Linked DNA regions of Homo sapiens: region 1 is linked to region 2. Evidence: chromatin loops called from intact Hi-C (ENCODE). Cell type or tissue: mammary epithelial cell. All regions are shown on one strand. Each heading gives the region's core, and the rest is flanking DNA. Links, peaks and the distances in the headings are about the cores only. Region 1 overlaps LINC00973 (long intergenic non-protein coding RNA 973). Region 2 overlaps LINC00973 (long intergenic non-protein coding RNA 973).

Region 1 (15,891 bases), core at 4,207-12,206, 58 kb after region 2:
TGTGTGGTTTTAGAGAATTTCCTAATCTTGAATTCTAATTTGATTGCATGATGGTCTGAGAGACTGTTTATTATTATCTCAGTTATTTTGCATTTGCTGAGGAATGTTTTACTTCTGATTATGTTACCAATATGTTCACATTGGACAATATGGTCTCCATTATGTGGAGAGTTCTGTAGATATCTATCACATCCACTTGATCCAAAGCTGAGTTGAGGTTCTGAATACCTTTGTTAATTTTCTGTCTCAATGACCTAATATTGTCAGTGGAGTGTTAAATTCTCCTACTAGTATGGTGTTGGAGTCTAAGTCTCTTTGTAGGTCTCTAAGAACTTTCTTTATGAATCTGGGTGCTCCTGTATTGAGTCCGTTTAGGAGAGTCAGCTCTTCTTCTTGAATTGAACCCTTTTCCATTATGTAATGCCCTTCTTTGTCTTCTTTTAATCTTTGTTCGTTTAAAGTCTGTTCTGTCAGAAGGTAGTATTGCAACCCCTGCTTTTCTCTGTTTTCCATTTACTTGGTAAATTTTTCTCCATCCCTTTATTTTGAGCATATGTGTGCTTTGCATGTGAGATGGGTCTCTTGAAAACAGAATACCAATGGCATCTTGGCTCATTATCCAGCTTGCTATTTTGTGTCTTTTAATTGGGGCATTTAGCCCATTTACATTACATTTAGTATTGTTATGTGTGAATTTGATCCTGTCATCATGATGCTAGCTGGTTATTTTAAAGACTTGGTTATGTGGTTATTTTAAGGACTTGTTTATGTGGTTGCTTCATAGTGTCACTGGCTCATGTATTTCAGTGTGTTTTTGTAGTGGCTGGTAATGGTTTTTCCTTTCCATATTTAGTGCTTTCTTCAAGAGCTCTTGCAAGGCAGGCCCAGTGGTGACAAATTCCCTCAGCATTTGCTTGTCTGAAAAAAATCTTATTTCTCCTTTGCTTATGAACTATTGTTCAGCCAGATATGAAATTCTGGGTTGGAAATTATTTTCTTTAAGAATGTTGAATATTGCTTCCCAATCCTTTTGGCTTATAGGGTTTCCACTGAGAGTTCTGCTTTTAGTATGATGGGTTTCCCTTTGTAGGTGAACAGTCCTTTCTCTCTGGCTGTTCTTAATATTTTTTATTTCATTTCAACCTTGGAGAGTCTGATGGTTAGGTGTCTTGGGGTTGATCTTCTCATGGAGTATCTGACTGGGGTTCTCTGCATTTCCCAAAATTGAATGTTGCCCTGTCTTGCTAAATTGGGGAAGTTCTCTTGGATGATATCCTGAAGTATGTTTTCCAACTTGTTTTCATTTTCCCTGTCTCTTTCAGGTATCCCAATCAGCCATAGGTTCAGTCTCTTTACGTAATCCCATATTTCTCAGAGGTTTTGTTCATTCCTTTTAATTATTTTTTCTCTATTCTTGTCTGTCTATCTTATTTCAGAAAGATAACCTTCAAGCTCTGAGATTCTTTTCTCTGCTTGGTCTATTCTGCTATTGATGCTTATGATTGCATTATGAATTTCTTGTGTTGTGTTTTTCAGCTCCATCAGGTTGGTTATGTTTCTCTCTTAACTGGCTATTCTGGCTATCAGCTCCTGTAATGTTTTATCATGATTCTTAGCTTGTTTGCATTACATTATAACATGCTCCTTTAGCTTAGCAAAGTTTGTTATTACTCACTTTCTGAAGCTTACTTCTGTCAATTCAGCCATCTCAGCCTCAGTCCAGTTCTGTGCCCTTCCTGGAGAGGTGCTGCAATCATTTTGAGAAGAAGCACTCTGGTTTTTTGAGTTTTCAGCATTTTTGTGTTGATTATTTCTCATCTTTGTAGGCTTATCTACCTTCGATCTTTGAGGTTGCTAACATTTGAATAAGGTTTTCGTGGGTTTTTTTTTTTTTTTTTTTTTTTTTTTTGAGACGGAGTCTCGCTCTGTCGCCCAGGCTGGACTGCAGTGGCGCGATCTCGGCTCACTGCAAGCTCCGCCTCCCGGGTTCACGCCATTCTCCTGCCTCAGCCTCCCGAGTAGCTGGGACTACAGGCGCCCGCCACCACGCCCGGCTAATTTTTTGTATTTTTAGTAGAGACGGGGTTTCACTGTGTTAGCCAGGATGGTCTCGATCTCCTGACCTCATGATCCGCCCGCCTCGGCCTCCCAAAGTGCTGGGATTACAGGCGTGAGCCACCGCGCCCGGCCTTGTGGGTTTTTTTTTTAATGCTGTTGTTTTTTGTTTGTGTGTTTGTTTTTCTTTTATAATAACCCTCAGGCCATTCTATCATAGGTCTGCTGAAGTTTGCTGGGGGTCTGGTCCAGATCCCAGTTGCCTTGTTTTTTTCCCATACCTGGACTTATCACCAGTGAAGCCTTTAAAACAGCAAAGATAGTAGCAAGCTCCTTCCTGTGGAAGTTCCATCCCGGGGCGGTTCTGACCTGTTGCCAACCCACATGCATCAGGAGGTTGCTGGAGACCCCCATTGGGAGGGCTTACCCAGTCAGGAGGAACAGAATCAGTGACTTACCCAAAGAAGCAGTCTGACTGCTTTTTGGTAGAGCAGTTGTGCTGCACTCTGGGAGACCCTTCCTTGTCCAGACAGCCTGTATTCTCCACAGTCTGCATGCTGGAGCAGCTGAATCAACAGGACCACAGAGATGGTGGCAGCCCTTCCCCCAGGAACTCCATCCCAGGGAGAGATCAGAGTTTTATCTGTAGAACCCTGGCTGGAGTGGCTGAAGCCCCTGCAAGGAGATCCTGCCCAGTGAGGAGGAATGGATCGGGATCCCACTTGGCGGGCAGATCACGAGGTCAGGACATCGAGACCAAGGTGAAACCCTGTCTCTACTAAAAATACCAAAAAAATTAGCCGGCGCGGTGGCAGGCGCCTGTAGTCCCAGCTACTCGCAAAGCTGAGGCAGGAGAATGGCGTGAACCCGGGAGGCGGAGCTTGCAGTGAGCTGAGATCGCGCCTCCGCACTCTAGCCTGGGTGACAGAGCGAGACTCTGTCTCAAAAAAAAAGCAGTCTGGCCACAATCTGGAAAGGTAGCTGTGCTGCACTGCGGTGGACCCTTCCTCATCCAGACCATCTGTATTCTCCACAGCCAGCAGACTGAAACAACTAAGTGAACCGAACTGCAGAAATGGCAGCTGCCCCACCTCCTGAGGGCTTCCTCCCAGGGAAAGATCAGAGCTCTGTCCATAGAACTCTTGCTGGCATGGTTGAAGCCCCCACAGGGAGGTCCTGCCAGTAAGAAAGAATGGATTGGGGTCCCATTTAAAGAAGCAGTCTGGCTTTGCTCTGGCAAGGCAGCTGTACTGTGTTGTAAAGGACCCATCCTCATCTGATCATCTGTATTCTCCATAGCTGGCAGGCTGGAGTGGCTAAATCAACAGAATTGCAGAGATGGTGGTCACCCCTCCACACAGGACCTCAGACCCATCTCAGGCAGACTCCAACCCACTGCCATTGGCAGGTTGGGATTCCAAACCAGTGGGTCTTAACTTATGAGGTTCCGTGGGAGTGGGGCCCTCAGAAATAAGCTGCTTGGCTCCCTGGATTTAGCCCCCTTCCTAAGTATATGTATGGATGGATTTCGCACCTTGACAGGAATCCTGGGGTGGGAGAATGTAAAACTCCTGGGCCTCTGTCTATGCCTGAACAGCTGCTCTGCCGAGACTCCACACAGCTCTGTGTATCAGACCCAAGGCCCTGGTGGTGTGGGCTCATGAGGGAATCTCCTGATCCATGGATTGTAAAGGTCCATGGGAGAAGCATGGTTTCCCAGTCCAGGTTGCATAATCACCTACCACTTCCCTTGGCTGGGGTTGGGGGTTCCTCTCGGTGCCACTCCCAGTTGGGCCATTGTCCCACCAGCTCCCTAGTTTTCTTTGTTCTTTGTGGGTTGGATTGTTTGCCTGGTCAGTCCCAATGCAAGAACCTGGATATTTCAGTTGAAGGTGCTGAATTCACACTCCTCTTTGATCATTCCTCTCTGTGAATGCCACAGACCACACCTGCTTCTAATTGGCTATCTTGGCTCGATTGGCCTAATTTCTTTTACTCGTCTTATTGCAATAACTAGAACTTTTAGTACATTGTTGAATAGAAGAGTTGAGATTAAACGTTCTTACTTTTTTTCTGGAAAGCATTTCGTATTTCACAATTAAATATTAAATTAGGTTTGCCATTTTTATAGATGCCTTTTATCAGGTTAAGTATATTCCCTTATAGTCTGAGTTTGCTGAGTTTTTATAAAACTCATAAATATTGAAAATGAATTTTTTAAAATATAAAACTCATGAATGTGAATATTAAATTTTTCAAATGCTTTTGCTGTGTCAATTGTTATGATCATGTGGTTTTCCTTTTAGTCTCTAACATAATGAATTAAATTGATTTATTTTTAAACATTAAATCAACTTGGCATTCATGTAATTAACCTCACTCAGTTGTTGATCACGACTCTTTTACATATGGCTGAATTCAACTTACTAATATTTTATTGAGCATTGTGTATATGTTCATGTGGAATATTGCTGCATAGTTTACTTTTTTTCTTGTAATGCCTTTGCCAGATTTTGGCATCAAATTAGTGCTGATCACATAAAATGAATTGGAAAGTGTTCTCTCTTCTATTTTCTGGAAGAGGTTTTATAGAATTATTATTAGTTATCCTTTAAAAGCCTGGAAGCATTCACCAGTGCAACTGTCTGTGCCTGGAGGGTTTTTTGGGGGGAAGGAGAAGGTTAAATTATAAATACAAATTCTTTAATAGTTATGGAGTTATTCAGATTATATATTTCATATTGAGTTCTGGTAGTTTGCGCTTTTTGAGGCATTTATTCATTTCAACAAACTGTCAAGTTTACATGTAGAATTGTTTGTAATATTTACTTACTATTCTTATGATGTCTAAAAGGTCTATAATCACACACCCTGTTTCATTCCTAATATGAGTAATTTAAATTTTCTCTTTTTAAATGTTTTTAGTCTTTTAGAAGTATATCAATTTTGTTGACCTTTACAGCCAGTTTTTTGCTTCACTGATTTTCTCTATTGTTTTTCTGTTTTCAAGATTATTGATTCTGTCCTTATTTGTATTACTTCCATCTTCTGCTTGTCAGGGGAGTATCTAACTATTGTTTTTCCAGTTTCTTTAGATAGAAAGTTCAATTATTAATTTGAGAACTTTTATTTTCTAAAGTAAGCATTTGGTGCTATAAATTTCCCTCTCAGCACTGATTTCATGCATTCCATATATTTGGATATGTTGTATTTTTATTTTCATGGAACTCATTGTATTTTTTAAAGTGTCCTTTACGATGTAGCAGCATGGCAGACACTAGCTGCCAGGGCTGTTTGATTCACACTTATGACTTATATAAGAAATAAAATTATATAAAACGTCCTGGTAATTTTTCCTTGATAATAAGATTATGTTTACCTTAAAAATAGTATATTTTCTATAATTATTTTTACATAAGTGGAAATAAAAATGGGGAATATAAAACTTAAATGATGTTGACCCATATGAAATTATACTGTTTTACTTATTTAATACACAAAAGCATTAGTCCCCTGTGGTTCAATCTAATAATTCTTAGAATTTGATACATATGGTTCTCCTTTAAGTATTGCTTCTCAATATCTCATTTTAGGAATTGGGGTAACAAAGAAAGACAAAAATTTGTGGTGTATATCAGAGTCAGGACCAGATGAGGCCTTGTGAGTCTTCTAGATTAAAAAAATGAATTATTAGCTTAGCACAGTAGCTCACACCTGTAATCCCAGCACTTTGGGAGGCCAACGTGGGAGAACTGCTAGAGCTGAGGAGTTCAAGACCAGCCCGGCCAACACAGGGACATGCCCAAATCTACAAAAAATACAAAAATTATCCAGGCATGGTGGTGTACCCCTGTAGTCCCAGCTACATGGCAGGCTGAGGTAGGAAGACGGCTTGATCTCAGGAGGTCAAGGCTGCAGTGAGCCATGATCACACCACTCCACTTCAACCTAGATGACAGAATGAGACCCTGACTCAAAATTAAAAAAAAAAAATAAAAATAAAAAATAAATTCTTCCCTTTTTTTTTGAGATGGAGTCTCGCCATGTCGCTCAGGTGGGAGTGCATTTGTGCGATCTCGGCTCACTGTGACCTCTGCCTCCTGGGTTCAAGCAATTCTCCCTCAGCCTCCAGAGTAGCTGAGATTATAGATGCACATCACCATTCCCAGCTAATTTTTGTATTTTTAGTAGAGATGGGGTTTCCCCATGTTGGCCAGGCTGGTCTCAAACTCCTGACGTTAGGTGATCTGCCCGCCGTGGCCTCCCAAAGTGCTGGGATTACAGGCGTGAGCCACCATGGCCAGACAATAAATTCTTAAGACCAGGTTAAAGGAGGCAGATGCAGCCTTGACTAGGTAGTTCAAGTCTTCTAGAGTATCCAAGAGGTTATTTAGACACAAATATCAGAGCATGAAGATAATGCCAAAGATGAGGCCTCAGGTAAAGGCTACTCATTGCATCTCTAGTTACAGGCCATACTCTAGTATGTTCCAAAGAGGGTACCTTACAGAATCAGCTACATGAAAATCTGTTTTTGTGGCTCACAGCGTGACATTGGACAATGTTTTTAACTTTGTTTGTGAAGCAGAGATAATAATGCCTGATTTGTAGTATTGTTGCAGAGATCTAGCTATACAACACGTGGGAGGGCCTGGGATAAATTAGGCAATCAGTATATGTTAATTTCCTTCTTCCTTAGCCTCTAAGGAAATCGCTGCTCTGGAAGACCCTAGAGTTAGAGGAGTGGTGCATATTAATGGTTCAGGCATGGCCTTTCAATCACAGTGCTATGCTCAGACCTTGTATTAGTCTGTTCTCAAGCTGCTATGAAGAAATACCTGAGACTGGGAAATTCATAAAAGAAGGAGGTTGAATTAACTCTCAGTTCCACATGGCTAGGGAGGACTCAGGAAACTTACAATCACAGAAGGCACCTCTTCACAAGGCAGCAGCAGAGAGAATGAGAGCCGAGTGAAGGAAAGCCCCTTTTAAAACCATCAGATCTCGTGAGAACTCACTCAGTATCATGAGAACAGCCGGGGGAAAACCGCATCCGTGATTCAATTATCTCCACCTGATCCCACCCTTAAAACATGGGGATTATTACAATTCAAGGTGAGATTTGGGTAGGGACACAGAGCCAAACCATATCAGACCTCATTAGCCATATGACAAATGGCAAATTATGTAACTTCTTGATATTTCAGTTTTTCTTCTATGAAAGGATTTATCAGTACTGCCTATCTCCTAGGGTTGTTGAGAAGATTAAATCAGTCAATATATGTAATGCCTTTAGAACACTGCTCTGCAAATAGCAAGCACTATGTACATGCTATTTTATTAGTGGCATCGGAAAACTGATTCGGATCAACAACTTCATTTTGAAGGTAATCATGGAGTGGGGAGAGGCAGAAGTTGGATGAGGAAGAGAAGGAGGAGAGGAAAGGAGAAAGAAGAGGAGGGGCAGGTAGGAAGAGAAGAAGAAGGAGAAGAGGAGAGAAAGGAAGGCGGAAGATGAGTGGGGCATGAGGAGAAGGGGAGGAGGAGGAAGGGGGAGAAAGGAGATGTAAAAGAGAAGAAAGAGAAAAGAAAATACATATATTTAAAACAGCCCCTTTCTTTGTCTAAGAAGCTGGGAAGAATAGTACTAACACTGTGGCAGACAGGACACTTGCTACATCAAATATTTCTAGTAATGAAATCTTAAAGTTTCTTTTGTGTTTGTTTTGTTTTTTGAGTCAGGGTCTTGCTCTGTCACCCAGGCTGGAGTGCAGTGGTGCGATCTCAGCTCACTGCAGCCTCCACCTCCTGGACCTGGGTGATCTTCCCACCTCAGCTTCCTGAGTAGCTGGGACCACAGGCACATGCCACCACGCCCAGCTAATTTTTGTATTGTTTGTAGAGACAGGGTTTCGCCATGTTTCCCAGGCCAGTCTCAAACTCCTGGGCTCAAATAATCCTCTCACCATGGCCTCCCAAAGTGCTGGGATTACAGGCACGAACTGCCACACCTGGCCTCTGAGAATATTTTTATTGTTTGCTTTTGAAGGATAAAAGCAGGTAATAAGGAAAGTCCAGAGAAATTAACCAGTGAGAATATAGGTAAAATGGTGAGCAAAAAGAGAGAGGGAAGTTGCTATGCAGCAATGCTACAGTCATTGTGGATTTCATTTCAGAGAGGAGGAACTACAAGTGACAGATAATCACTTCATTTACTTTAGGTCTCTGAATACAAGATAATCCTTGATGCAAAAGTATCTTTGAGGAGCTTAGTGATTTTTCCCCTTAATGGATTGATGTCTTCATAGTACACATTGTAATAATTGGTTTTGCTTTATCTCCTAAATGTATGACCTTATGGCTTTCTTTTTAATAATTGTTGGCAGCTAGCTCTGCATGACAGCATTGAATACAAATATCACTGATGATGATGAATGGATTGAGGAATGCGGAATGCATTGTACTAAAAGGGTAAGACATTATGTCTATGTAATTGCTTCATCTCCGTTAGGATAGACAAAGTTCAAAGAAATGTGAACACAGATGACTCACAAGACATGTTCTTTAGGGTGACCCAGAACGCATTTCTCTGATTACATTAACCTTTTCTCCCTTCTGCACTTATCACAAGTGCACTTGCTGTACAGGGCATCTTGACAGGGTGCTCAGCCACTTAACTTTCCCACTTTTATTTATTGCAATATTTCCCCAAAGACAGCACTCAAAAACAGTAAAGTGGCAGGAAAACATTCATCTGAAATTGAGTTTCCAACATTTTTCCAAAATGCATATTAAGCAGTTTATATGTTTCATCATAAATATTATTCTTTCATATTTTGTTTGTAATATTGCCCGTCAGTATGTACTAATAAGAGTTTTGAAAAGCCTATACTAATTTGGTATTTTCTAGTTAACAACTGTGTGAGACACATTTTGGGGGGCCTAACCTATCTTTGTAAAGATTCTTAAAACAGTCTTGTTGGAATGGTATTCTAATTGATATAATTTTCCAACAAATAGGGTGTTCAACAAATCGTGATTCAAATACTTGAACCTTCTATTGCCTGAGAGCTCACTACTTAATGAGGTAGCCTTGACTATTGTCTTTGAACATTTTGAAGACTTTGAGTATTTAGATGATTGTTTCTGATCTTAAGATATTAACTCTGTAACCTCACAATCTATGCCTCTTCCTTATGATGATTCTTGGAATATCTGAAAGCTGGCATTACATGACCTCTTTGCCAAGCTTTTGTCTCCCGTCATGAGAAGTGGTCACTGGACTGAAGAAAATGTTGGCAAATGTCCTAGACCTCTTGAGCCTGACAAAATTCATCATGAACTCCGACACCAGACTTAAAGTATTCCAGCATAGTCCTATGGGTCAAAGTAGTTAGAGTATGATAAAATATTCACTTTCTGTCTCCTGAACCATAGTTTTTTTGGTCAGAAGACTGCTTCCTTCTTAGGAGCAGCTTACTTATCTGCTGTTCAAATCCAGATTACGACCAACTAAAAAGCCTTGTTCTTTTTTATACAGACCACTAAATAGTCACCCCCTTCCCACTGTCATTTTCTATCCCTTGTTTTAGGAAATCTAAAGAATCCATTCTATTAGATCATGCTAAAGGCCTTCAATACATAATGATTAAGAGCTTGTACTTTAGATCCAGTCTACTCGGGCTCAAAACTTAACTCTATCATTTCCTTGCTATGTGGCCTTGGGCAAGTGACTTGATGTCTCAATACACCATTCCTCATCTGTGAAATAAGAATCAAATGAACTAATTTATGCAAATCACATAGAAGAGTGGATATAGTGAGCACTAGACAAGTGTTTCCGGCTATTATTTTGTGTTCAGCTATTTCTCCCAGCATTGTATCTTCTGCAGACTAGAATACTATGCTGTCTATGCAGTAACCTGAGTGATTGATAAAAAGGCAAACAGTATAGTAGCAAGAACAGACTCACAGAATTCCTCCCAGGTTTCTCTTTGAGTTCCAAGAGTAGAGTAGACATTTGCCTAGCTTTCTGTCTGAAATGTTGGAAGAAGCACCTTCACATAGTCATAGTGGGGTCTATAGAGATAGCAGCACAGCAGATCTAGCCATGAGAGGGCTACAGATTATCCTCCTCATCCTCCCAAGTTGTTCATAACCTAAAGTGGTATAGAGAGCATTTGAAAGTACCTGTGGGTTCTGAGTGGGGTTTCGGGAGAGTCCTCTGGAGATAAAGCAAGATGATATGCCTATTTAGGGCTGTGCAGTCTGGACAAGGAATGCATGTCAGTAAGATCCAGGGTAGATAGTACACCACTAAAGTTTGGATTTGGATTTGTGTCTTTGCAGGTGGTAGAGGCAGGGGTAGAGCATGAGTTGGGTTGTTGTCCACACACCATACCGTTGCCAATGCAGCTGGAGCACTACAATCACCAATGGCAAACACCAAAACAGAAGGATCACTTCTAGATCAAAAGGCTAGCCAGTGGCACCATAGATCAAGACCTAAAAGCAGACATCTCCCTCCCCAGTGATGTCTTGAGACAGAGACCCTCTCAATTACATTTTTTGTATGCCTCAGCTTTTCTGAACTGTTGTGATTCCATAAAATGTATACACTGCATAACTAAAAACCTCACACATACACACTCTAACTTTCCCACTCTTCCTTCTTTTAAATGGTAGTGCTCTTTTATTCTCTTACCACTATGAAAGGGTTTGGGGCACTCCTACAACTACCTCAGAGAGAAAAGCTAGTTATTTAAGTACTGTAGATGAGGTAAAGTACACAAATACATCATATTATCTAGTTATGCTGAAATACTTTTTAAACCCTGATCAGTTCATTTAAGCATTCGCTAAGATGTCTCTTTTTTAATGCAGTGTAAACCATTGGCTTTCAAACTTTGGGGACTAATCGGATACGCTTGGTTGCAAGTGACATAAAACCTTATTCAAGCTTATTTAAATAAGAACATTTATTAGCTCACAGGAGAGGAAGCCCAGACATAGTCCAGGCTTCAGAACATTGTTGAACCAGTGGCTCAACAATGTCATGAAGATTCTAGTTCTTTTCCTCTCTTTGCTCTTACACCCACAGTGTCAGATTCCTCATCTCATATTGTAGGCTGGTTTCCAGGCTGGGCCAAATGCTTCCTCAGACATGTGCATTTGGAGGAAGGGCAGCTTTTCTCTCTCAAGGGTGAAGGGGAAAAGCTGGGTGATGGGTACATCAGGTTTATTCATCTATTCTTTCTGAATTTGAAGCAAATTTTGCAAAAGAGCATGGAGTTACCCTTAGATCAAGTATGCTCCCCCAAAACTGATATTAATTCTCAAAAATATATTGCTGACATACGATGTGCAAGCTATGAAATGAGTACTGGGGAGTTAACTACCAGAACCAGAAGAATCAGAAATCAGAAACTTGTTGAATCTGAAAAAAGCAATGGAACCTGTTCCCAGAAAATACAAATATGTACCAAATTTTGCACTCAATTTCAGGAGGCTCAAAAAGCCTCCTGAAGCACAATTAGAGCTCCCCCGGGAGTCTATGAACTTCAAGGCTATAAACCCAACAAGGCTATAAACTGACCCACGGGGCACAATAATTCTAACAGTATGCCTTTCTTTTCATTCTAGGTCCAGAAATTGCCACAAGTCTCTTTTTGAGTCTCAGAGAAGCAAGGCCATCATGTATAAGCCAGGTTGCTTTCTGATCTTAACTTGATAAATGAAATCAGCTGCTGATATCTCTTCAACAAGCCCTAGCTTCATTCTTTCTGCTTCCTATATTGCGTACTCTTCTTTCAGCTCTCCACACACTCCACAGACCTTGACATATACAGACCCATCCAGTTTTCAGGTCACACTGACCCTTCCTTTCTCTTTGCCTTAGGCTACTCCTTAGTTTCTGCAGTTTGCATCAAAATATTCCAGATTCTAAAGTGCAGATTTATTAAGTGTTTACTATGGAGTAGGGTTGGTAGTAGGTATTTTGCCTACATTAAATTGCTAAATGCTGACAACAAGTTCATAGGGAAAGGAATATTTATGTTGTTCTAAGATGAGGAAGTCATTCTACACAGACATTAGTTACCAAAGGGCAGAATTGGGATTTGAACCCAGGCCTTCCTGACTCTAGATTATAATGCTCTTTCCACAGCTTCACCACATCCCTAGACCTTCTGTCTTCCCCTTATTTAGTTCTGTGCATTACAAAAAAAGATACCAACTTCCCAAAGAAGCTTTTGTCAATTGCCTCTTAGCATTTTAAAAATTTCAGATCTCACATTAATATAAAGCCATGAAAATATCAACTTTTGATCTAGAGCTCATCCTTCAATTCACACTTGCCCTATGGGAGGGGAGTATTTCATCCTTTTTTAAAATTAATGCTCCTAAAAAGGGGAGTTTTTTGTTTCATCTCATTTTTTTTCTTTTCCTCTATTGCTCCTGGGAAGATCTTAATTTGACCCAATAACTGAAAATATTTTGGTATATGATTTTTAAGCAAAAGACACAATAGTTTTCTAACTTCTTTTTAGTTATCTAAACATTATCTGTTTTAGTGCTTCTTTGAAACACTCCTCTAGTTTTTCTAATCTTATTTATATAACTAGTCATCTTCTCCACATTCCAGTCAGGGGAGTAGAATCACAGACAGAAACAATCTTCTACAATGCTGAGATTGTGACAAGAGACAGAGCTCTTTTTTCAAAGCTGCTTGCTTACAGTAAATTTAATCATACTGCAGTTCTGTGATGTTAATAACAAAATCAAATACCTTCTCCTTGCATCAAAAAATAGCTTGGTATTTATTATATGTACACAAATAACTCCTAGCAAATTGGATATGGCTCACATGTATGTAGGAATGAAACAGCAAACTAACGCTTGAGTGTCTTCACAGTCCTGGGACTAGACCTTAATAGAATGACAAAGTTACAGAGAAAAGTGGGGCTTTGTAGATAGATAGAAAATGACTAGGGTAATATCAACATTATTTAGTAACTGGTATAGCACATGTCCTTATCAGATGCCAACCTCAGCCCCTGTGCAGGGGCCTAGAATCCTCCAACCATGCTACAGGTTGCCAGATTAGATGCTAGACAGTAAGGAGATCTGTAGAGTAGGAGCCACAGTGGTGAGGGCACACTTGGGGAAAACAGGACAATGACTATTTACTTACTGAATGAAAATATTCCAAAACTCTAGTATCTGCCCTTTATGGTATAAATCTACTGCATATCAGTTGTAAGAAAAAGGGTCAGAGATTAGATGACCCAAAGTCCCCAGAAAAGTCCCAGTTTATACTTGGTATTCCAGTGCTATTAGCAAGAGCTCCTTTTGAGACAATCACGTTTGCTTTTTGTGCCTTTATATTAGGATGACCATATATCTCAAAGTGTCTCTGATTGGACAATATATAGTCACCCTAATACAAGGATGAAAAGACAAAATACGATTCTCCCTGAATAAAAACTCATAGACAGGGGAAGACCTTGACATCCAGAAGAAAAAAAAATGGCAACACAGAGAAATTTTCCCTACTAATTCTTAACAAAGACTGTGGGTATATGAATGCCAGTGTTCAGTGTAATCTAGGGAGTCAAGGACACAGCTGAAGACAGCCCAAGATAACAGAGCTGCCAATGAATCCCATTGCCATGCTCTAGGAAAAGTAAGAGCCAGAGGAAAGACAGAAGACAAACACAGGGAAACTTGGCAAAGAGACTCTTCAGCCACAATAAGCAAAACAAAAGAAAACCCAAAGAATGGACAGGGCTGCCTTGTATGGCCATGGAGGTTGTGCACTACCCAGCAACAGAAATTTCATTCCCTCCATTAGACTATCACATGAATGCCATTCCCTAGAATTTAACAGTGCATTAGCATATGTGGCAGTCTCAAGACTAGCATTGTCTCAGCTCCCATGTGCCTGCACATTGACCTAATATTTTATATAAATTTTCCTTTAATTAAATTTCTTTTCTGAAACCCATCTGTCAATAATTCAGATGATATGTTCAGGATTTTTCTTCAGAGTTATGTGCAAACAATTCTATGGTATTAATTACTTGGTAACTTTGAAGAAGAGTAATCACTTCATCCCACAGTCAAAGAAAAAAGTAAGTCATAGACTGCATTTTCAAAATAAGGCAGATAAAGCAGTGAGCAAAGATTCATTAAGGATGCTTCCGCACTGTGGAACAATTCACAAAGTTCCTACACTTACCAGTTCACAGGCTGTATCACTTCCTTTGTATAATACTTTTTCATTTGACAAGGAGTGCAATTAAGGACCATTACATGTTATATAGTGGGCAAGGATAATCAAAGAGATTGCAGTTATTATGATCTTTATATCATTAAAACAGACATCTTTTAAGTCACCATGGAAAATAAAGATGTCCTAGTATATTCCAAACTCTTTCACAGAAAGTAGATACAAATAAAAAATTCACATTTACATTATACTCCCAAATTACAATGTCTTCAAGTTTTACCTTCCTTGCTGGAACTAAAAGGAGAAATAAATGTTTCTCTGACAGAAAGGTCAGAGATGGTTGAATTAAAATGCAAATGAGGAATCAAAGTGACCTAAATAATATTTTGACAGCTGTTGGGGGCTGAAAAAATTAATATAGTTTTCATGGTAGCTAGTAACTCCTAAGACAATACTTTGTATGTATCTACCTTCATGCCTTTGTCCATGTCATTTGCTTCTTTGATAGTGTCCTAAACTTTCAACTTACTAAAATCCTGTCCATTCTTCATGTCCTCCTCTATGAAGCTTTCCAGATCCTTCCAATAAAATGCAATATCTCCATCCATTACATCTATACCTATTTCATGGTATGCACTGGACTCTACTTTGTATTATATATATTTGGATGCTTATCTAATCATCTCTAATAAGTTTCTTCAAGGAAGAGTCATTACTTATTCATATTTATTTTCTACTATAGTATTGAAGACAATATGTTAGACATTTTAAAAATTGCTTAAGGTTTATTTAATTAAATTAGGGAATAGGGAATAACAGTCGTACTGTAACTCCATACTCAGTATCTATGAAAGAGACTATTGTACCAACTCATAACAAAGTCTTTTCAATAAAAAGTTCTTTTAAAGTCTCCTACCATCTTCCACAAGAAGTTCTGGACCCCTGTGGCTCTCTCTGTGGCTCTGAGGGGCCTGGGGCTGGATTTTATGTCCCTGAAGATGATGGTGTGCTGCCAGAAGGGCAGTTGTGTGCTTCCAGAGCAGAGACAGTAGATTCACAAAAAGGTGAAGATGTTAGTTTGCCATACCCAAAGCAATTATTGAGCCTACTGCCTACAGTGAACAAGATTTGGGTGATACTGTCTCCTCTAGAAGCTATCAATTACTGGGTGCTATTGGAAGGTTTTGTCCAATTTTCATGGGGTGGCAGGGGAGGGAGAGCTATAATTCCAGAGTCATCTATGTGGTTCCAAAAGCAAGGAAAATTAATACATCTCTGATCTTCAGAATTTAGCAACTGTCATGAAGTAAAACGATGTTGTGGCCACTAAAGTTGCCAGTAGTGAAGGGTTATACTAAGATCCACCAGTGGTTGAGAAGAAATGCCATCAGGACCCAGTTCACTTTGTTGTGACATTCTAGTATTATTACTCAGAAAATTTCATGTTTTTATGTGGACAAACTGGCTTAGTAAAAATGAGCCTGCTGTTTCTCAACTAGCTTGGCACCAAGTCAATACATGCTCTTGCCCACCAAGAAAGTAGCTGCTAAAATGCAAATAGGGTCTTCAGACTGCAGGGATACATGATGGAAGTATCCACTGATCAA
Region 2 (15,891 bases), core at 4,066-12,065:
TGTTAGCATGACAGTTAACACCATGATGAGAGGCATCAGAAGACAGTAAGTGAAGGCAGAACTCTAAATAAAGTAGAAGACGAAGTCAAATTGTTGGGTTTGCATTTTTGGGGTGGTGGGCATTGTTTGGTTATGTTTATTGTTGTCATTAGAAGCTTGCTGCCCATCCATCCACCAGTAAATGAAGGCTGTGATTTCCCTCCCATCCCTTCAGCCAAGGCTCCTAGGGAACCACATTATAACCCTGCCTCCAAAGTGTCTTGCCTAAAGTCTCACAACTACTATGTGTCAAAACAGGATTCGAACCCAATTGCCCTTGGCTTCAATATTCTCAGATTGACCTTCAGGTCTGTTACATAAACCCCCAATGTGTGGCTAGCCTGGAAAACACAATGTAAACCCCACTACAGTCCCTTATCTGAAATTCCAGATCCAAAATGTTCTGAAAACTGCAAGGTTTTCCTAAGTTTGTGGTAAATGCATTTGGTGGTAAATCTGACCTGAACTGACAGAAAGATATTTACAGTCTTTTTTTTTAATTGTTTTTTTTTTATTTTATTATTATACTTTAAGTTTTAGGGTACATGTGCACAATGTGCAGGTTAGTTACATATGTATACATGTGCCATGCTGGTGTGCTGCACCCATTAACTCGTCATTTAGCATTAGGTATATCTCCTAATGCTATCCCTCCCCCCTCCCCCCACCCCACAACAGTCCCCAGAGTGTGATGTTCCGCTTCCTGTGGCCATGTGTTCTCATTGTTCAATTCCCACCTATGAGTGAGAATATGCGGTGTTTGGTTTTTTGTTCTTGCGATAGTTTACTGAGAATGATGATTTCCAGTTTCATCCATGTCCCTACAAAGGACATGAACTCATCATTTTTATGGCTGCATAGTATTCCATGGTGTATATGTGCCACATTTTCTTAATCTAGTCTATCATTGTTGGACATTTGGGTTAGTTCCAAGTCTTTGCTATTGTGAATAGTGCCACAATAAACATACATGTGCATGTGTCTTTATAGCAGCATGATTTATAGTCCTTTGGGTATATATCCAGTAATGGGATGGCTGGGTCAAATGGTATTTCTAGTTCTAGATCCCTGAGGAATCGCCACACTGACTTCTACAATGGTTGAACTAGTTTACAGTCCCACCAACAGTGTAAAAGTGTTCCTATTTCTCCACATCCTCTTCAGCACCTGTTGTTTCCTGACTTTTTAATGATTGCCATTCTAACTGGTGTGAGATGGTATCTCATTGTGCTTTTAATTTGCATTTCTCTGATGGCCAGTGATGGTGAGCATTTTTTCATGTCAAGTACTCCACTTAGTGTCAATATTCAAACATTTTCCTAGAGAAGCATTAATGTGTTTGAATACTGTCCTCAGACCTTGCTGTGGGTATACATATATTTTATTTATTTGTTTTCTTTTTCCTTTCTTTTTATTCACTTTTTGTGGGGGGTGGGGAGGCAGATTCCTGGTGAAAACTGGAAAATGTACTAGACAAATTCTAAAAGATCTGTAACACTGTGGGTATATATTGAGACAGTATGTAAACAACAGGGCAGTCACACAGGGCCCTACACTTAACAATGACCCTGCACTTGGCTAAAAGCTCTGCTGTGGCATCATGAAATCCTTAATAATTTTTTAACAAGATGCCTTGCTTTCCCCACCCCCACCACAGAGCCCTGTAAATTATGTAGCTAGTCCTGAGTATAAGCACTACAGTACAGTAGTATAAGCACTACTCATAATATCCTCATGGTATCTAATATATCTACTACTATATAATACTATAATATTATAGTACTGTATAATATTATAATACTATAATATTATACTACTATATAATAAGTATACAGTAGTATACAGTAGTATAAGCACCACTCATAACTTTTCTGATTTTTCTAAAATCAGAGAAGTTACGAGCTCTGAAACACATCTGACCCTAGGGCTTTGGCTAAGGGACCTATGTTACTACACTACCAGTATTAATTCTATTGTTACTAACACCATGGATTGAGTGCCTCCTGTAGGCAAATGATTTCCTAAGGACTTTACAGGTGTTAGCTATAACCCTGTGAGGTACATATTATGTTATTCATTTTTTTTAATTTAGTAAAGTGAGGTTCTGAAAGTTACCCTAAAGTTTTAAGATCACCCAGCTAGTAAATGGCAGAGTTGGAATTCAAACTAAGGTCTGCCTGATTCTAGAACTTGTTTAATATTCTAGGAGGTAGGTGCTTTGGAAGTATTAGGATGAACCATGAAATTGCCAATATCCAATCATTTTACATAGAAAAATGGCGATTTCATGTGGCTCAACTTAATATGAATGACTACTTATAAAATATAATCTCCCTCTATTTCATTTATGGGTGTTTTTTAGTTTGAAACGATGACCAAACTAATCCTTTTGCTAAAATGTAAATAAAAGATTGCAGTGAAGTCAGAAGAAAAATTTATGTAGTTCAATTTAAAACAAGTTGCATGTCTCATCCTGTCTCACTAGAGATGACATCACTGCTCCTAAATAGGGAGGATGGATCACATGGGAGAACTTGTTTTTATTGTGATCAGCTGCAGGCGATCAGCAATATGACCTCATCTGCAGCTGAGGGGATTTGACCTTTGCCCCTTTAGGTATGTGAAGCAGAAAAAAATCCTTCACAGGCTGAGGAATGCAAAGCAGACAAGCATCTTCAGCCAGCAGAGTTTATCAAGCATGTGTTCAGTGCAAATGCTCAGACTTGGACATGATGCAAAAGCAATTAAGAGAAAGAACAGTGAGTAGCCTGGGAGTTGGGTGGGTCCCTTGGTGTTTCTCAGTAATACTAGAAAAATATGTTTTTCATTTTCGAATAATAAAAGATAAGAAAGGGGCCTTTAAAAAAAAATGCTTCTTGTGCTAAGTTACCATAAGCAGATGATAGAATTTAAGTTCTTATCATAACCAGTTTCCTGTGAGAATATCTTAGATGTAATCAAGTCAGATCTAACAACTGATCAATTTAACTGGCTAGTTTTAAAAACAAACTCTAAGTAAAACATGCTCTTCAGCTGTATTTTTAAATTGATGCAGTGAAAGTGACAGTTGGACAATAAAAGCCCAGGTTATCCACTCACAAATGTCTAGGAATGTGTGGAAAATTAACGAGATAAGTTGCTTATTGTGTATTCTTTCCTCGTCCTGTTTATATCTACTTAACTCCCAGACCGAAAAGCTCACAGTGTTACAGATTTCCTTCTGTTCAAAAACTCCTTATTAACCAGAAATTGCTTAATATTTTAGGGCTTTGACATGTATTATTTGATGTAGCACTCATGGGCACCATGATGAGGAGCTCTTAAATCAGCTTAAGAAAGGTGAACTACTAAGATCAAAAGAGTGTTCCTTTTTCCTGGTGAGTAATTGTTAATGAATATCTTCCAAATCAAACACCTTGCAAGAAGCAGAGTTTTTGTATTTTACTAGCAACAAATTGGAGAGATGGAAGCCCTCCAAAAGAGTTCTAGAATGCTGAAATATGAAACGTAAAAAAAATTTCATCCAGGTTAAAAAGGCAGTTTATTATTCTAATTTTCAGCTGCACAGTTACCCAACTTAAGCCAAGTCTTTTCACACTTCCTGAGTGATTTTTATCTTACCTACTGCTTCCCACTTCCCAAGTGGGAAGAAATCTCATTCCCTCCAACTGAGAATCTGAGAAGACCAATTGCTTTAAAAAATGTAAGAAAAATGGCTGATGATTTAGGCAGTTAGTAGTATAATTATTTCTTCTATTTTTATTGTTTTTGTGATACTAGAAGTAGTCATTTTCATGTTTATCCAATATCTTTGAGGTCCAAAGTGAGGTGTCAAATTTCACAAAAACTTTATATTTCAGCAATATTTTTGGTGGGTAGATTTTCAAAAAGTTTTGCTTGGTTATCACTCAGTGCACTCAGAAAAATAGTCATTTACAAAAGTAAACATCAAGAGATAGTGAAAAACTTGATGAAAGAAAAAGTATTATATCCTAATGTCTACCACTAGGTGAATGGATAAATAAATTGGGGTTTATCCATACAACAGAATTCTACTGAGTATCAAAATAACTGAACTATTGATACACTCAACAACAGGAATACATCTTGAAATAATTATACTGAGTGAAAAAAATTCCCTAAGACATTTTGTGTGACTCTTCCAGTTTATAAAATTCTTTTAAAATGCAAACTAATCTTTAGTGACAGAAAGCAAATGAGTGGTTGCTTGAGAACAAGGAGAAGAGGCAGGGAGGGACAAGTGGAAGGTATTACAAAGGGGCAAATGAAGCTTTTGCAGGTGATGAATATGTTCTTTATCTTCATTGCAGGTAATGAATATGTTTGTTATCTTCATTGTGGTGAAGTTTTTTAAGTGTATACATATATCCAAACATATTAAATTTTATACTTTGTGCAATTTAGTTTATTTCAGTTATATTGCAATACAGTTTTCAAATCTTTAAATAAAATTAGGCATGAAAAAAAGGTATTGTAATTTGCCTTAAGTCACAGGTCTAGGTCACGGAGGAACAAGGACTTGTAATTAGCTGTCTGAAACTAAAGTCAGCAAGGAGGAAGAAAAGATCATTCTTCCAAATGATAGGTTTGCCAGTTAGAGAGGACTCCTTGACTAAGGAGGTTGCCTACTGATTATGTGAAAGTCAAGAATGTTCCAAGAGGGAAGTCCTTTAGAGGAGTGTTACTAGTTTGGATGATTTAATGTGAGGGCCAGTCTTACATTTTGACCAGTTTTCTTTGCAGGGCATCTAAAAACATGATGACCTTGATTAATCAGAGAAAAATAAATATGATTTCATATTTATTTTGAAACTGGCTTTCCTCAACCAGTTTATGGGTACTTAGTAAGTCTTCAAGGATTATAAAATAAATAGGTACTTGGAATATCTTGAAAAATTCTGGGAGAATTCTTCACATTCTTCCGAACTACTGGAAAAAAAAAATACACCAGGATGATGATTCCTTAGACCAGGGTTTTTCGGCTGCAGCATTATTGACATTTGGAGTTGGATACTTCTTTGTTGTGGGTGACACCCTGTCCGTTATAGGATGTTTAGCAGCACTCTTGTCCTCTAACCACTAAATGCCCAGAGCACAGTCCTCTTAGTTCTGACAACCAAAAATGTCTCCAGACATTGCCAAAATGTCCCTTGGAGTACAAAACTACCCCTGATTGAGAACCACTGCATCAGAATCATTGTCATGTTTGAGAAAAATTCAGAAATTGTAAATAAGCAAACAACTAATTTAGAGAAGAAGGGTTGATATCATTACTAACAAAAGAGCTCTTACAAGCCGGTTAAAAACTATACTGCTAGAGAGAGAAACATAAAACAAATAATAACTTCTAATATTTCAAATTAGCTTGCCACTGGTAAAGAGCTTTAAAATTTACATTACTTCTAAGCTGGGTCCTCTTTGCTGCTTAGTGGGTTCGGCAAACATTCTCTAATTTTATTGCCTACCTTATACAGCATTTCAGCCTGTAGTTTCAGCTGATCATTTCTCAGCCAATATACATCTGGTAGCATTGGATCTTTCCTTAGCTTTCAAACAATAGTAGCCATTGTCTTTAAACAATGCTTATGGCCCATTATGAAGTGGCCAGTTGTAATAAATGTATCTCAAACGTTAGTACAGAAAAAGTGCATCACACTTGAAATCATCTTGTTTCCATCAATCAAATAAACTCAGTTTCCATTAATTAAATCAGATGCCATTCTGATTTAAACTAGGCAGCAAAAAACCCAGAACTAAAAGAAAAGCTCAATGATATAATCAAGCTATTTGAATGAGTATGAGTGGTTGTAATAATATTCTCATTCTGTGATTATAACTTATTTAAATATAAATATTTATTGTGTACATGTATACAATGTAAGCCACATTAAAACATTTGGGAAAGAATATAAGGGTGTAAATAATGAATAAATTAATTAATTCATGATCTTTTTTCTTAAAATGACAATAGGTAGAAGTTCTGATCCTAAGAAAAAGAAACAATGCAAATGTTTGGAGAAGACCTCTAAATCTGGATTCTTCAAAGTAAAATTTGTATGCAAGGCCATTGATAAAAGATACATTGTATATGTGATAATTTCAGACCCTTCCACAATGCAGAGAAAGGATTTATTTGCATGCTAATGTATGCCAAAGGATAAGTAATTCCTCCCCTTCTTCTCCTTCTACATACTGGTCACAAAGCTTAGATTCAATGTCAAATAAATTTGAAAGCTGGTACTCGAAGTCACTGCTGGGGAAGAGAAAAGCTTTATGCCTGTAGCTGGGCCCATGGACAAAGCCAAGGATTCAGTAAAGTACTGAGGCTTACATTCCAGCTGTGTAATCATCTCCCTCTGTGACCTCGGACAAATGATTATGCTTCCATTCTTATTTCTTCATCTGTAAAAAATGACAAGAAAAGTTTGGAAGGGGAGATCTCAGTGTTCATACTCAAACTATAGATCAAATTGTTATAATTAAAACCACAACATAACCCAGTTCTACAAACCTATAGCAGATGCCATAATATTATATCATTTGTCAGTAAAAATCTGCTTCTATTCCATCTGATACAGACACAAAGGTGATGTATTCTTTAACAGGCAAAATAAATCCCAGTAGAGAATACTACTGGCATTGTTCTTTCCTTGCATTCAGCTCATTAAAAACAGAATGATCGTGTGGGAACCTTGAAAAAATGACTGAATATACTAAGTGAAGCACTTCTTTAAGAGTACATAATTTTAATTTTAATCAAAATCCCAATTTTATTTTTAATATTAGCCTTCAGCAAGAATGTGAAAACACTAAACCAAGAAAATTTACTTTGTTTATTCCTTTAGTTTAATAAGAGCAAATTGTTTCTAGTCTTAGTTCTATGAACAACAAGGTATGTGACTTGGACAGATATGGCTAATTTATAGAAAAGAACATTGTATATAATCATTATGCATTTATATTTAAGAGCCTTTACAGTAATATTGAGGGTAACTATAACATCAAGTAAAAAATTATTTAGAAGAGTTTTTACATTTTTAATCACTTAGAAAAGTATTCACAGAATACTAAGTGAACAGACAAAAAAAAGAAGTAAAACTTATATGTATAATATAATATCAACTACCAAAAAATGCCAGCGGTAGTAGAAAAATCTACCAAAATGTTAGCAATAGTGGTCTTATTTAATGTGGTGAAATTGTAAATGATATTTTTCTCTTCTTTCAATTTTCCTCTTTATTATATTCTTTAACACCTATATATTATTTTATAATCAGAAAATAATAAACTATTCATGAAAGAAAATATAACTCCCAGGCAATGAGAACTTCAGCTTCCATCTGTTAATTTCTGCAAACAGTAGTACCCATTATTACTGAGAATGCTCAGAGAATCTTACACACCAATGACATTTCAGAATCAAAGGATTAGTTATATCCCATGCCATACAAAAAAAATTGATTCCCCAGTATTACTTACTTCCTCTACTCATTACTGCAGCCAGAGATCAGGGTTGACAGTGAGGGAATAATTGTCCTTGCCTCAGACCAGGAAGCCTTCAATTCCAGGGAAAGAGATAACAATGCGAAGGAGTAACACAGCTGGGGAATACCTTATTGATGAAGCCACAAAATAGCTTTCTAAATGACCAGAAGTCGTGCCTAGCAAATGTATCAGCAAATCTCTGTGGCTTCATTACCCAAACTTCTTCCTCTAGGAAACCACCTACTTCTCCCACAGAGGAGTCATGAGCAGTTAGTGTCAGCTCAGGAGCAGCCACAACTGTCCACATGCTCCCAAGAGCTTCTAGTGTCTTTCTAAAATATACACACAGCTCTTTCTGGGTATAAGTATGACTCATTTCTTCACTTATTCTATATTTATTGAGCACCAAGTATGTGTCAAGCCCAGGAGACAAAAATATCTCCTCATTTAAAACAGGTAAGTCAAGCATTTTGAGGTTATAATTTGAAGTTTGCCTCAAGGTATTATAGAAAAAGTTTGCATTTTAGAGTCAGGTAGACTTGCGCTTGAACCCCAACAGGAAAATAATATTTATGGTTGAACTTGGATAATTTACTTAGCCTTTCTGAACTTTGATTAATATTCTATAATGGGGCTAGTCATACTAATATTATTTTAAATATCTGGTACATAATTGTGATTCTCAATAAATAATTTTACTTTGTTAGTAACATATTTATTAACAATTAAACATAAGAGAGGCATATTCTGGAAAAAATCATTACTACTTAAGAAGCATACAGAAAAATAGAATAATCAATACATATAATTAGAGCAGTATGTCCCTGAGGAACTTTGATGGAGAATAGCCCATTAGTCCCTCAATAATTTGAAATAAACTGAAATCTTTCTAGACATTTTAAATGTTTTATCTATTTCTGACAGAAGCACTAATTTTAACATAGAAGCTCTTCAAGTAAGTTGCTAACTGTAAAGTACCCTATTAAAACCACTCTTTCTGATCTACCCAAACTAAGGAAAAAAGAGAGAGAAACATACTGTTAAATTTTGGCTAAAGCCAAAGTCAAATGCTTTAGAAAAAAGGTAACCAGCTTCTCTACTTGGACCAGACTCATCAAGAAAACAAGTGAGAAAAGTCACTTTGTATCCTCATTCATTATTTTCTAGGTAGTGGGAAATAACAAAAGTGTTCCTGAATGAAAATAGAAGGGAAACGTTCTAAACAAGAGTGCCCAGGGTCAATCAAATGTGATCTTGTTTTGCTGAGAGGGAGGATATGTAGAGGAATCATGTGGGAATGAGGCTGAGGGAAAGGTGGGATGGCATTTGGAGAGGTTGTAGATTCCAACCTGAAATATTGGTATTAATGTCCTCATCATTTCATTTAAGATTTATAACATCTGCATGAACTAAGCATTTTGGAGTTGAGGAAACCAATTCCCATTAAGAGATCTGGCCAATGTCACACAGCAAGAAAGGGAAAGACAGGATTGAAACCCAATTTCCTGATTCCTAGGTCAGAGTTGACTGCATGCTTCCTAATAGACCCCTTAACAATGAACCAAACTCAAAATTTGGAAGACTGGAATAAGGAAATCTGCTAATATTGGTTACATTGTTTTATAACTTTATCCCATAGCATGTAAGGTGACAAATTTGTTTTGGCAGCATCCTTAGAATTCATGTGAACAATAGGTGTCAAGAAAGTATCATAATGAAATAGAGACAGAAATCACATATGGGTACTAATTATTTAAAAATCACTTAGAAGGTAAGTAAATCATCAAGATTTTCCTTTCTAGAGAAATGATCTAATAGAGGAAAAACATGTTTGTCTTTCCTCGGATGGTTTCCCACAATTTCAAAAGGATTGTTTTGCTTTTAACATATTTTCTCCCATGACATTCTTTGATCTTCAGATTAACTAAAATGTGTGAAGTCCCTGTTTGCTGAGAGCAAAAGAGAACTACAACTGTTCATAACCCTTCCCCTGCTCTCTTCAAGCTATGATAGGATTCAGAGCAAGGAAATATCTGCCAAGACTTGAAAATGCCATCTCTATGTTCTTGCATATGCTGTTCCAGAAGAGGCAGGCCCTTACTCTTCCTGACCTCTACAACCTTCCTTTACCCATAAATAGAATTACTGGATCCCCATTTGCAGACTCCACCTCTTATACCCCATCTCTAAGACCAATTCTGACATTTGGCAGAAAAGATGTAAATCACGTTGATTCTCTATTCTAGCATTCATCATCCTGTGACTCTCGCTCCTAGACAGGTCTTGAACTTGTATCCCAGTCTCTAACTGTGAGCAATTAAAGGACAGCAACTATATCTTATTTTATTTTATGCCCTAGAATCTAATATATTGGTGGCTTACACATAGACAAAAATGTTTGCTGATTGACTGACTGACTGACTGACTGACTGACTGGTGGAATGGAGCTTCTGCCCTGTTGGTAAAACCCAGTTGACACCTGTTTGGTAACTCAATCCCTGTTCTACTCTCTGTTTAAGTTCTTGCTTTGGTTACCTTCTTAGTAGTCTAGCCCGTCTGGGATGTAGGACCATGTCTTACACCTGGAAATGTACTTCACAGGATATGATTCCTTTCCCTGAGCTCCTACTGATAAATTTTTGACAATGGTAGAATTTACCTTGCTTTTTGAATCTCCACATATCATTTCTCCCCAGCTTCACCACAGCCCTGACATACTGACTTGCTGTAATACTGCTTCACTCTGGGTAGGTTGTGTTTGTTTAGGCTATCACATTGGCGAGTATAATACATACTACTAGATGACTTCTGCTAGTCTATTTTTCTGGTGGTACATGGATCACTTGTTTTTATAAAAAGTAATTCACATCTTACCGCAGACTTACTTCATTAATCTATAAAATCTGTTACTATCCAAATTATATCACGGTTCCATGAAGTAATCTGTCAATTGCCAAAAAAAAGAGAGATGAGATAGGTAAAATAAATAAACTTATTGACCCACAGAGAATAATTAAGTCATTTTGAAACTCCTCATTGTCCTTAACAAAATAGGATGTGTATATTTGTGTGTGTTTGTGTGTCTATGTGTGTGTGTATTTAGTTTTTGTTTAAGTTAAGCAACTCTCTCTGACCTCTGTTTTCTTTCTATTGAAACAATAGGTCTGTAAACACATTACTGCAGATTGAAAGTTTTCATCTTAAGCTCCTGCTTCATCTTATTTCTCAAAGAGTTGAACAACCTAACAAGCTGAAGCAAATCATACTCTGGAGAGCTACATTATTTTAATTCACTAATGATTCCATTTTAAGGCATCTGGAGACCCAAGAGTCTTGTACATGACAATTAAAACCTCACAACCAAGACAACACCCCAACCAAAAAAAAAAAAACCTATGCCAGATCATGGTCTAAAAAAACCCACAAAGACTTAGAAAAGACCCCTCAAATTTGGAAAAATCAGAGGAGTTTGTTGTCTTCACAAAATAATTGATGGCATTGTCATCAGTTTTTCAAAATTATTTCTGAGCCACTAAGCAATGAGTTGTTGAAGAGCATTTTCACTTTGTAAGAGGAAGGATGACTCATGGTTTCAAAGACAACTTGGTGCCAAGTTGAGGCAGGGTGGTGATCCCATTTTATCTACCTCAATGCACTTAAACCTTAAACCGATTGTTTAAAAAATACGCTTAATTTTTCACAAAGATTCACATTAGCAGAGGGATCATGAGGTCATGTTTGTCCATCTAACACCACATCCTGCCTCCAGTAATGGCTAGAGAATTCCTCAGAGGAAAGAGTGATGTTCATTTCATAATATTTCTTGTTAGCAATGAGATGAAACACTTAAGTGAAAGTATTTTCTTTTAATATTTCTTCACTACATGAGAAAATATAAGATACTAAATTTAATATTCAAGGACAAAAAAGATATTAGGTCAATTTTCTTCAGTCCAACTCCAAGATCTAGTTAGGTCATTAAATGTTAGAACTGAGAAATTTTAATAATGACTTTGATTTAAAGTTCAGAGGAAGTAAACTTTTAAGTTCATATGCAATTATGGTAGAATATAATTATATTCAAATCGATCTCCATAGCTGATTTCCATAGAAAGTCACAAGAAGAATCAGGGAGAAGGGATGTAAGACCCCCTGGCCGGGCGCGGTGGCTCACGCCTGTAATCGCAGCACTTTGGGAGGCCGAGGCGGGTGAATCACGAGTCAGGAGATCGAGACCATCCTGGCTAACACTGTGAAACCCCGTCTCTACTAAAAAATAAAAAAAATTAGCCAGGCGTGGTGGCAGGCGCCTGTAGTCCCAGCTAGTCGGGAGGCTGAGGCAGGAGAATGGGGTGAACCCGGGAGGCGGAGCTTGAAGTGAGCCGAGACCGCGCCACTGCACTCCAGCCTGGGTGACAGAGCGAGACTCCGTCTCAAAAAAAAAAAAAAAAAAAAATGCCAACGTATAAAACCCCAAGTCAAACCACACACTTGACTCTCTCAAGTCACCCACTTAGTCCTCTTCCAAGTGTATTTTACTTCCTTTCATTCCTGCTCTAAAGCTTTTAAATAAATATTCACTCCTGCTCTAAGAAAATCATAAGAGGAGAAAAGTGAGTCCTATGAACTGAATATCTGTGTCCCCCACCAAAACTCATGTTGAACCCCTACCCCTCAATGTGATAATATTTGGAGGTGAGGCCTTTGGAAGGTAATTAGGTTTAGATGAGGTCTTGAAGGTGAGGCCCACATGATGAGATTATTTTCCTTATAAGAAGAGAGAGGGACAAGAGCTCACTCTATCTCTGCCATGTGAGGACACAGAAAGAAAGCAACTATCTGCATGCTAGGAAGTGGTCCTCACCAGAAGCCAACTACTTGGGCACCCTGATCTCGGACATCCAGCCTCCAGAACTGTGAGAAATTGTTCTTGTTTAAGCCAATAGTCTATGGTATTTTGTTATGGCAGCCCAGGCTGACTAAAACAACGGGTATAATTCAGTACTCAATTGACTACTTATAATTACCATAAGCCTTCCTTCTGGAGTAGATCAGATCTTTTTCTCAGAGGTGGGGAGGGGAAAAAGCCCATTTTGTTTTTTGTCTGTGAGTGCAAAGTGTCCAACGCTGGACTGAGTTTAGGGAAATATTCCAAAGCACTTAGTTTGGCTGCTTGTGACCCACAATGCACAGGAACTAAACAACCACAATCTATAATGCTTTGCCTCTGCACAGATTTTCCAACAGTATTGTATTATTATATATTGTTAAATACTTCGTATTAGTCATTCAGAGCAGCAGAATTTTTTTTTTTAAGTTCTGGAGTACACGTGCAGGATGTGCAAGTTTGCTACATAGGTAAACGTGTGCCATGGTGGTTTGCTGCACCTATCAACCCATCACTTAGGTATTAAGCCCAAGATGCATTAGCTATTTTTCCTAATGCACCCCTTCCCCTGATTCCACCCTCCCAACAGGCCCCAGTGTGTGCTATTCCCTTCCCTGTGTCCATGTGTTCTCATTGTTCAGTTACCACTTATAAGTGAGATTAAATGGTGTTTGGTTTTCTGCTCCTGCATTAGTTTGCTAAAGATAATGGATTCCAGCTCCATCCATGTCCCTGCAAAGAACATGATCTCATTCCCTTTTATGGCTGCATAGTATTCTGTGGCGTGTATGTACCACATTTTCTTTATCCAGTCTATCATTGATGGGCATTTGGGTTGATTCCATATCTTTGCTATTGTGAATAGTCCTGCAGTGAACATATGTGTCCATGTATCTTTGTAATAGAATGATTTCTATTCCCTTAGGTATATACCCAGTAATGGGATTGCTGGGTCAAATGGTATTTCAAGTTCTAGATCTTTGAGGAATCACCACACCATCTTCCACAATGGTTGAACTAATTTACACTCCCATCAACCCTGTAAAATTGTTCCTATTTCTCCACAGCCTCACCAGCATCTGTGGTTTCTTGACTTTTTAATAATCACCATTCTGAATGGTGTGAGATGGTATCTCATTGTGGTTTTAATTTGCATTTCTCTAATGATAGTGATGTTGAACTTTTCTTCATATGTTTGTTGGGAGCATGAATGTCTTCTTTTGAGAAGTGCCTGTTCATGTCCTTTGCCTGGTTTTTAATGGGGTTGGTTTTTTTTTTCTTGTAAATTTGTTTAAGTTCCTTGTAGATTCTGGATATTAGACCTTTGTCAGATGGATAGATTGCAAAAATCTTCTCCCACTCTGTAGGTTGCCTGTTCTCTCTGATGATAGTTTCTTTTGCTGTGCAGAGAAGCTCTTTAGTTTAATTAGAACCCATTTGTCAATTTTTGCTTTGATTGCAATTGCTTTTGGCAATGTCATCATGATATCTTTGCCCATGCCTATGTCCTTAATGGTATTGCCTAGATTTTCTTCTAGGGTTTTTATAGTTTTGGGTTTTATATGTAAGTCTTTAATCCATCTTGAGTTAATTTTTGTATAAGGTGTAAGGAAGGGGTCCAGTTTCAATTTTCTGCATATGGCTAGCCAGTTCTCCCAGAACCATTTGTTAAATAGAAAATCCTTTCCTCATTGCTTGTTTTTAGCAGAATTTTTAAATTATATTTAATGTGATTGATTCTTGGCCTTTGCCCTTGAAAACTGAGCTAACATTTACACTGGCTTCCTATTTGTAATTATGAGATCAGAGGCAACTCACTAACAGATAGTTAGTAGTTCAGTCCCTCTCCAAAGAAGATGGTTTAAAGTGCTGAACAAACATGACACCAATATCTCTCAACTTCTATGGGAACAGGAAATGACTGGGTACCTAAAGGTTAGTTCTCTAAAGACAGAGAGAAAAAGGTGGGTCAAGGACTTCATTTTTTTCTGTATCCCATCCTTTTATTTGTTATTCCAAAAGAAAAGCCTGTAACAACTGGGAGAACAAATTAGGATAAGAGATGATTAAAAAGCTGAACTTAATTAAAAGAATGGACTTTTGAGAAAATAATAAAAGCACTGGTTTAATGACAGCAGAATAGTCACACGTATTGAGAAAGGGAATAGAAATCAAAAAAATGCATAAGATATAACAAAAAGGATAAGATTTATCCATAATAATAGTTAAATTAGTATACTTTGCTACATGCCATTTAGGTACTGCCATTTGAAATCCTCAGAATAACCTCCAGAGGTAGATGCTATGGTTTAAATGTGTTTCCTCCAAAATTCAGGTGTTGCCAATGTGACAATATTAGAAGGTGGAGCCTAAACCTTAAACAGGTGCTTTAAGATTAGGCCATGAGGGCTCCTTCCTTGTGAATGGGATTAGGTGCCCTTATAAAACGCTCTGACTTGGGGAGTTCATCCTTCTATTAGCCTTCTGCCTTTCATCATGTGAGGACACAGCAAGAAGGCTCTCATCAAATGCCAGCACCTTGATCTTGGACTTCCCTGCTTCTAAAACTGTGAGAAATACATTTCTGTTCTTATTAATTAACCAGTTCTTGACCAGATCTTGGGCAAGTTACATAACCTCTCTGAGCCTCATCTTTCTCCATGGTAAAATAAAGATGTCAGTAATTTCTATACCAAGGGATTATTTTGAGGATTAAGTGGGCTGCTTTTGCTAAAGTGTTTAAAATGGTGACTAGTCCATAATAAGTATTAAAATGTTTTAGTTAATTAAATTGTAAAAATCCACATAGGTTAAGGCAAAAAAGTTTAAAACTTCAGTATGAATTGACTACTTATTGCTTTACAATCAATATTGACATTACATGTAGCCCATATTTGCCAACTGCTAATTATTTTGTAAAAAAGTCAACCTAGGCCGGGCGCGGTGGCTCACGCCTGTAATCCCAGAACTTTGGGAGGCCAAGACAGGTGGATCACGAGGTCAGAAGATCGAGACCATCCTGGCTAACACGGTGAAACCCCATCTCTACTAAAAATACAAAAAATTAGCCGGGCGTGGTGGCGGGCGCCTGTAGTCCCAGCTACTCGGGAGGCTGAGGCAGGAGAATGGTGTGAACCCAGGAGGCGGAGCTTGCAGTGAGCTGAGATCTAGCCACTGCACTCCAGCCTGGGCGACAGAGCGAGACTCCATCTCAAAAAAAAAAAAAAGTCAACCTAATCCTTAAAAAAAAAAAAAAAAACTGTTCTGTGAAAGAAATTAAATATGGCCCTTGGCACTCAGTCTTTTTGTTCCCCTTAACAGCACTTCCTTCTTTGCTACCTCTATTTTCAGCCTGGTTCTGCCTGCGTGGTGGTTCCCAGTACCTGCAGGCCTCCTTCATCATCCTACAGCTAAAAATGGCAGTGAAAAACTTATTACCCACATGTACAACTAAGTTT

The links. Peaks named below come from ENCODE experiments on the same cell type or tissue, not always from the same donor. Only the 100,000 strongest peaks of a DNase experiment are listed, where the experiment ranks them.
Region 1: it touches region 2 in a loop (4-fold over the local background); 8 of 110 quality-filtered maps call a loop at or near these places.

The regions. Positions count from the first base shown.
Region 1 is chr3:98,915,625-98,931,515 of GRCh38, reverse strand. The region is part of intron 1 of LINC00973 (long intergenic non-protein coding RNA 973); the gene reads right to left. Among named protein-coding and RNA genes, the nearest start is that of LINC00973, 9.0 kb to the right of the region's middle. RefSeq lists a silencer at 2,759-2,950 and an enhancer at 8,377-8,671. In mammary epithelial cell, for the core only: no CTCF peak of the experiment used is centred there; a DNase peak (open chromatin) is centred at 8,525; H3K27ac peaks cover 1,102 bases.
Region 2 is chr3:98,973,035-98,988,925 of GRCh38, reverse strand. LINC00973 (long intergenic non-protein coding RNA 973) reads right to left here. Exons shown (of 3, transcript NR_186665.1): 2 at 6,392-6,462. It overlaps LOC124906343 (U7 small nuclear RNA), which reads right to left and starts at 1,539; the gene lies at 1,477-1,539. In mammary epithelial cell, for the core only: no CTCF peak of the experiment used is centred there; DNase peaks (open chromatin) are centred at 7,765 and 11,175; H3K4me3 peaks cover 1,001 bases; H3K27ac peaks cover 4,867 bases.